Linked DNA regions of Homo sapiens: region 1 is linked to region 2. Evidence: read pairs that join two places in POLR2A ChIA-PET (ENCODE). Cell type or tissue: HepG2. All regions are shown on one strand.

Region 1 (4,000 bases), 56 kb before region 2:
TCACCATTGATGTCAATGTCTGCTCCCCAATTTCCTGCAGCTCTGCTGTGTGCGTGCACCAGCTGCCTCCAGGCCAACTACACGTGTGAGACAGATGGGGCCTGCATGGTTTCCATTTTCAATCTGGATGGGATGGAGCACCATGTGCGCACCTGCATCCCCAAAGTGGAGCTGGTCCCTGCCGGGAAGCCCTTCTACTGCCTGAGCTCGGAGGACCTGCGCAACACCCACTGCTGCTACACTGACTACTGCAACAGGATCGACTTGAGGGTGCCCAGTGGTGAGTGCATGCCCTTGTTGGGCTAGTGGCTCAGCTTGGAGATAGGGTACCCCGTCATTTCATTTTTTTCTACTCTTGCCCACTCACTTGGTTTGACGATAAAGATGCCTTTTGGATGTTCCCGAAGGTGACAAAGGCTGGGGTTTCTCAGCAGTTGCTTTTGTAGATTAGAGGGTGAGGAAGCAGATTTTCAAGTTAGTCCCAGAGGTGCCCGCAGTGTTTAGAGTAGTGGCTTAGCAGCCATAGGCAGCGGTGAGGAGTGGAAGAACCAGGCAGGGATTCCCACGGGAGGATGTGGGACTGATCCAGAAAGAGATGGCCCCAGAGCCGAGCAAAGGTGACTCCTCAAGGGAGGATGATGGTTAGATGTGAGGAGGGACCAGAATAGGAAAAGGCCAGTGACCAAAGCCGAGAAACACCACATACCATCCTTTTGCAAGCCTACCATTCAGGAGGCATTACTGTGGAGCCCACAGGAAAAGGAGAGAAACTAAAGCAGAGCTTAGAGGAGCTGTGGGAAGTTAAAGGGCAGAAACAGGCATCTGTGTAGGGGCCTGAGGCGGGGATAGTACCACGAAATGCGTGAGGTGACAAAGTGGGTTGTGGGTTTGACTGTGGAAAGAGGTGCCTTAACTAAAGAAGTTGGGCATTTGAGAGCATCTAGGCAGCAAGACTAGCCCAGAAGATTAGAGAGATCAAGGGAGCCTGAACACATCGACAGGGAAAGGGGTCTTTTTCACTCTTCACTTTGAGGGGGGTGTTTTTACTCTTTCCCTTGTTTTTACTTCTCATTCTTTCCCTCTCCTCTCTCACTTGACTCAGGTCACCTCAAGGAGCCTGAGCACCCGTCCATGTGGGGCCCGGTGGAGCTGGTAGGCATCATCGCCGGCCCGGTGTTCCTCCTGTTCCTCATCATCATCATTGTTTTCCTTGTCATTAACTATCATCAGCGTGTCTATCACAACCGCCAGAGACTGGACATGGAAGATCCCTCATGTGAGATGTGTCTCTCCAAAGACAAGACGCTCCAGGATCTTGTCTACGATCTCTCCACCTCAGGGTCTGGCTCAGGTACCAAGTTCTTCAGGGCATCATGTCTGTGGTTGGCTTTCATCAGTTTCCCAGCAGGATAGAGTGCTTGTAGAGAAGGCTGGAGGCCCTGCATTTGTTTCTACCAGCATTGAGTCATTTGGTTTCCTAGTTCCCCTTCTTTTGGAGTCTGACGTGTAATAAGATAAGATAATGGGTTCACAGAAAATCTCTCATTCCGTGGGATTCCCAAGGTCTAGTACACAATTATCCACTACAGAAGTCCTGCCTCTCTAAGCTTTGCAACTGTACGTACATCTATTAAAATTCAGCTGGTCCCACCTGAGCAGTGGAGTGCTCAATTTCAGGGCCCCTTTTGAGAAACAGGAGTGTGCCAGATTCCTGTGAGGTGGTGACAGCTAATCATTGATCTCTGAGCAACCACAAGGGGAGTTTAAGGACATCCAGTAAAGCTTAGAGTTGGGATTTGGTGAATCATTGACTTGTACCAGTTGCCCAAGGGTTTTTGGTGGGGGTGAAAATAAAGGCAGTGTGGGCCTCCAGCATAGCATCAGCACTATTTCCTGTACTGCCTTTTGTTGACCAAGTCTTTCTCAGATGAGGGAAATGAACCAAACACTGGACCTTGGCATAAGACGAGAATTTAAGATAAAGGAGCTCGGGGTTGTTTAGGTCTCAGGGTATAGCTCAGCTAGCTATTAAATGTGAACATGAATGCAAAAGAATTTTTTTACTTACTTATTTATGTATTTATTTATTTAGAAACAGAGTCTTGCTCTGTTTCCCAGGCAGGAGTGCAGTGGCGCAATTTCCGCTCTCTGAAACCTCCACCTGCCTGGTTCAAGTGATTCTCCTGCCTCAGCCTCCTGAGTAGCTGGGATTACAGGAATGCGCCACCACAGCGACTAATTTTTGTATTTTTAGTAGAGACAAGGTTTCGCCACATCAGTCAGGCTGGTCTTGTGTTCTTGACCTCAAGTGATCCGCCTGCCTCGTAAAGAATTTTTTTAATGAAGATAAACCATTATTTTTGTGACAATGGTATTGCATTCCTTTTTTTTTTTTTTTTTTTTTGTTTTAAGATATGGTCTCGCTCTGTTGTTGCCCAGGCTGCAGTGCCATTGTGCAATCACAGCTGACTGCAGCCTTAACCTCCTGGGCTCAAGAGATCCTCCACCTTAGTCTCCTGAGTAGCTGAGATGTCAGGCATGTGCCACCAAGCCTGGCAATTTTTTTTTTTTTTTTTTTTTTTGTGGAAGGTTTCACTTTGTTGCCCAGGCTGGTCTCAAATTCTTGGCTTCAAGTCCATTCTTAAAAAAGAAAAAAAACATCCACAAAGATCACTGTTGCCATTCTAGCTAAAACGCAGAGGATCTTATTTGTGAGAACTTTGCGTGTTTTTATGTATGTTTCCTTGACGTGGGACAAGACTGTTGTTCTGTGGGGAAATTATGCCATCAGTCATGCCCAGACATTCTGCTTGACACGGGAGTACTTTGAGCTGTGACATCTCCTGAATTTCAGTGGCTTTGCTTTTATTAAGCTCTGCAGTAGAGAGCACCAAAATGATGGATATATTTAAAAGCTGCATATTTTTAGAAACAGCAAAAATCTAGGGCTTGTTCCTTGTTGAAAGAGGTAGGGCAGTGGTTAGAACCTCCTGGCTGACTGTGGGAATTGATTTGCTGCTAGAGGAGGGTAGATTGGGTTTTCCAAAGTCTTTTTAAGACCCAGACCAGCTGAAACAAGGGAAGGGCCATGGTAGTTGTTTAGTCGTCTGTGGTAAAATGGTTAATAACTATTTCCCTCTGAGTGGTTTAGTATATTCTTCATTCAGAATATGCAGAGCTTCCAAGGTGTTAGGTTTCTAATAATGTGGTTTTTAAAGTAGTAAGTCCATGCTGCTCATATGACTTTCAATTCATTTAAATAAGTATATACTGAATACCTTCTGGGTGATATGGTTTTAAACAGATTAGAAAGAGCCTGACCCGGCCAGGCGCGGTGGCTCACGCCTGTAATCCCAGCACTTTGGGAGGCTGAGGTGGGTGGATCATGAGGTCAGAGGAGATCCAGACCATCCTGGCTAACATGGTGAAACCCTGTCTCTACTAAAAATACAAAAAATTAGCCGGGCGTGGTGGCGGCGCCTGTAGTCCCAGGTACTCAAGAGGCTGAGGCAGGAGAATGGTGTGAACCTGGGAGGCGGAGCTTGCAGTGAGCCGAGATCACGCCACTGCACTCCAGCCTGGGCAACAGAGCGAGACTCCGTCTCAAAAAAAAAAAAAAAAAAAAGGCTGACCCAGGATTGGATCAGAGAGACAGGAATTGTTGGGAAGAGTCTCACAGAGGAGGGCACATTTAAAGGAGTCTTGAGGCCGGGCAGATCACATGAGGTCAAAAGTTTGAGACCAGCCTGACTAACATGGTGAAACCTCGTCTCTACTAAATACAAAAAATTAGCCGGGTGTAGTGGCACACGCCTATAATTCCAGCTACTTGGGAAGCTGAGGCAGGAGAATTGCTTGAACCCGGGAGGCAGAGGTTGCAGTGAGCCCAGATCATGCCATTGCACTCCAGCCTGGGCAGCAAGAGCAAAGCTCCGTCTCAAAAAAAAAAAAAAAAAAAAGGCCAGGCACGGTGGCTCACACCTGTAATCCCAGCACTTTG
Region 2 (4,000 bases):
TGGCTTGAACCTGGGAGGCAGAGGTTGCAGTGAGCCGAGATCATGCTACTGCACTCCAGCCTGGGTGACAGAGTGAGACTCCGTCTCAAAACAAACAAACAAACAAATAAAAAAGCTACTTCCTTGGAGAAGCTTTCTCTTATCCATCCCTTGCGAAAATTACAGCTGCCTGTTAAATATCTCACTGACATCCTCCATTTCATTTTCTCTTTATGGTTGTGATGGTTAATTTTTTTTTTTTTTTTTTTGAGACGGAGTCTCGCTCTGTTGCCCAGGCTGGAGCGCAGTGACGCAATCTCAGCTCACTGCAACCTTCGGCTCACTGCAATTTCCGTCTCCTGGGTTCAAGCAATTCTCCTACCTCAGCCTCCGGAGTAGCTGGGATTACAGGTGCCCGCCACCACGCCCAGCTAATTTTGTATTTTTAGTAGAGACGGGGTTTCACCATGTTGGTCAGGCAGGTCTGGAACTCCCGGCCTCAAGTGATCCGCCCGCCTCGGCCTCCCAAAGTGCTGGGATTACAGGCTTGAGCCACCGTGATGGTTAATTTTAAGTGTCAACTTGACTGGGCTAAGGGATGCTCAAATAGCTGGTAAAATGTTATTTCTAGGTGTATTTGTGAGGCTGTTTCTGGAAGAGATTAGTATTTGAATCAGTAGACTGAGTAAAGAAGACCGCCCTCACCGCTATGGGCAGGCATAATTTAATCTGTTAAGGACCTGAATAGAATAAAAAGGCAGAGGAAGGGCAAATTTGCTCTTCTTTGAGGTGGGACACCATATTTTCCCTGCTTCAGACATCCATGCTCTGATTCTTGCACCTTCAGACGCGGACTGGAACTACTCCAGCTTGCGGAGGGCAGATCCTGGGTACTTCTCAGCGTCCATAATCATGGGAGCTAATGCCTCATAATAAATCTTTTTCTATATCTCTGTATATCCATCCTATTGGTTCTGTTTCTCTGGAGAACGCTGGCTAACACCATGGCACTTACTGCTTATGTGCAAGATTGTTGAACATTCATCTCTCCTACTTGGCTGTCAGCCCGGGGACAGGAGCTGTGTCTGTTTTGTTCTGTGCTGTGCTGTGTTTCCAGTGAGAGGGCTGGCCTAGGTGTTTCTCCGAAGTATGTTCCAGCTTTCGGTACCTCTTTATTTCTTATTTCTTCCTTCCCCTGCTCTCCAAGTTGACCTAAATAGTTTTTGCACCTTTTCTTAGGTTCACTGAATCTCCAAGCAGCGAGGTGTATCTGGAAAGACAGCTCAAGAATTAAGGGTGCTCACCCTTAATTACACTCCATTTTCCTCAGGACAGGCTGGAACAGATTTGGGATGGCGAGCCCCCAAACCAGCACTCTACAGATTTCGGGACCCCTCTTAACTCATTTCCCCCATCCTCCCAATGACGTCTATTCGCCTGCAGCAGACCCGAAGGAAGCTTCGGCTCAATGGTTCATTTGCATGCGCCCGTGCTATTGGTCGGAGGGGCGGCACCGTAGCCAATGGTGTGCAGGGGTGTTGACCGAGCCGCAGCTCTGCGCCGCCGGGTGAGGTAATGGAATCCTGGCTGGACCTGCTGCGGCTCCCTCCGGACTGGCTAGTGACGTAGCGGCTTCCCCGGCCCCACCCCGCCCAGCCCGGCCGCCCCCGGGAGCGCAGCTGGGGCTCGGCCCTGTTCCTTCCGGCCCGGCGTTCCGGTCGCGGGCCCCTCAGGGAGGACCCGCCGGGCCAGATCCCATCTCTGGCGACGCGGAGAAAAATCTGGAAGCCGTCGTCGGAGGATGACCAAATCCTCGCTCCTCTGGGAGTGCGATTACGGGCCTCTCACTTCGTAAATCACGCAGGCCTGAAACGCTCACATTTGTTTACCACGAGCATGTTTGATTTTGTAATTTAACAAATAAAATTGCAGAGGATTTTTAAGAGCCCTGGCCTGGATTTAGGGGAAATCTCGCATTAATTCCAGCTCTGCCATTTCCGGTCTGGAGACCTTGGCCACTTTCTCTTGGGGCCCTGACGCCTTCCATGGCAACTAAGTAGAGCAAACGTGGAAGTGCTTCGAAAACACCAAGTGGGGTCTCCTCATCCTTATGCAATCTGGAGAGTGTAACCCCATCTGGGCGGTGTCTCTGGACAGCCCCTGAGCCCTGAGACAGCCCCAGGAAGACCCGTCTTTGTGTCTCTATTTTTTCGGCCCTTAAATTGCTCTTAAGCCTGGGGAGAGGTCGGGGGACCCCGGCCAGGTAGTTCTTGATCCTCAAGAAGAGGAAGGAAACCATGAAGGGAATCCCTTCCACAGCCCCTCTCCTTATTCAGGGCCAGGGCCTGAGCAGGGGAGCCCCTTCTCTGCCCAAATGCCCTAGGGAACCCCCTTGACATCCTTTTACCCCCGCCCCCGAGGGCCAGGATGGAGGTGGAGTGGAAGGGTGTCTCCTAGGTGGGGTGGAGTTTCAGATGCTGTGAGATGGAAGGGCACCTGGGGAGGGCCACTGAGAGTCTGGCTTATGGTCCTGGGTCCTGTGGCTTACCTTGGCCCACTACTTCCCACCCTCAGGATCTCAGCCCTGCCCTGCCGCATACCTAAGGTTTGGGGGCAGCCTCTCTCCTCCATGGAGTGCCTTTTCTCTATACCCTGCCTGGTCCTGTCTCTTCTTTCACACTGGGCCCTACATTCTCTTCCTCCAGGGAGGCCTCTTGAGACTAGTCCTCTAGATTCTACCCCAATGCCAGCTCAAGGCTTCTTGGAGGCCACTTCTTGGATGTCCTGGCAATGTTTCCATACCTATTCTTGTGTCCTGCCTCCCCATCAGACTAGGAGCCAGCTTTCTGTGTAGGAGCTTGTCCTCTAGGAACCTCCCACAATGTGGGGCGTCACTGGCCATGGTGGCCTGTCTCCCCTCTGCTCCGACTCCCTGGGCCATGCACGTTGTTCACCTTTTCTCTCCTCACCTTTCCTATCTGCAATAGGGGCTGTGAAGCAGTGCCTGTAGAAAGGAGAGGAATTAGATATGAAGGAACAAGAGGCTGGGTAGAAAGAGCACTGGCCTGGGAGTCAGAAGACCAGGGCTATGGAGACAGAAGACCAGGGCTATGGTTCTGGCTGGGCAACTCACTAGCTGAGTGACCTGGATCAGGGAGACAACAACAGGGCAGACGTTTACTGGACATTTGTAATGACTAAGAAGCGACATTGCTCCTATCTGTGCAGCCCCCACGGCCCCCAGTATTCCCAATAAACATACTGGCTGGGCAAAGCTAGGGTAAGCACCTTGGATGTACAGCTTCAAGACAAGGTCCCAAGTCCTCCAAGTCCTCCTGTATGGAAATGGCAGATCTGCCATGATGTGCCAGACTCCGCTTCATGCTTTATGTCTGCTCTCAAAGAGGCACTCTCATGGCAACCCTGTGAGATAGGTTTCTTATCATCTTTGTGTTTGAGGTGAGGAAACTGAAGCCCAGAGAGGGCAAGTAACTTCCCTGGAGTCATGCAGCTGGTAAGAGGTAGAGCCTCTTGTGGGTTAGGGAAATGAGACTCCTAGGGCAGAGCAGGGAGGAGAACTAACTCTGAGTGCCTGCTGTGTACAAGGTACCTCCACATCTGTTCAGTCCTCCGACAACCAGTGTCCATCCCAGACCTCTAGAGACTGCTTCTTCCACCATCTCACGCCGCCTCCACATGCCACCCAAAGCGTGCGTGTTCTGGCATTCCACATTTTAGAATATGTTTTATTTGATTATAAATAGGAGAATATATAATAAAGACAAGTTATGCTAAAAGTATTTATGGAAAGGAGAGACCTCTGTGGGCTGGAAGCCTTCATGGAAAAACTGGTAACTGAGCCCTTTTTTTCCCTTCCTGTCTAAATAAATGTATTTCTCCCACACAGGCAAATATTTTAAAATGTATTTCAAAAGTTAGACTTCTGGAAAAAGAAAGGAAAAGAGGGGGTGGGGTAGCTGCTCCTCTAAGAAGCCCATGTGAAAGAAGCTGCTGGGGTAGG

What was found. Peaks named below come from ENCODE experiments on the same cell type or tissue, not always from the same donor. Only the 100,000 strongest peaks of a DNase experiment are listed, where the experiment ranks them.
Region 1: POLR2A ChIA-PET joins it to region 2 with 5 read pairs; 9 of 35 experiments call an interaction of 5 or more read pairs at or near these places.

What each region holds. Positions count from the first base shown.
Region 1 is chr12:51,975,225-51,979,224 of GRCh38, forward strand. It overlaps ACVR1B (activin A receptor type 1B), which reads left to right. Exons shown (of 9, transcript NM_004302.5): 2 at 41-280; 3 at 1,103-1,351. Among named protein-coding and RNA genes, the nearest start is that of ACVR1B, 26 kb to the left of the region's middle. In HepG2, no CTCF peak of the experiment used is centred here; a DNase peak (open chromatin) is centred at 1,807.
Region 2 is chr12:52,031,550-52,035,549 of GRCh38, forward strand. It overlaps LOC124902934 (a long non-coding RNA gene), which reads left to right. Exons shown (of 2, transcript XR_007063311.1): 2 at 1,219-1,924. It also overlaps a transcript of NR4A1 not described here. Among named protein-coding and RNA genes, the nearest start is that of NR4A1, 18 kb to the right of the region's middle. RefSeq lists a silencer at 1,448-1,777. In HepG2, no CTCF peak of the experiment used is centred here; a DNase peak (open chromatin) is centred at 1,512; H3K4me3 peaks cover 760 bases; H3K27me3 peaks cover 1,953 bases.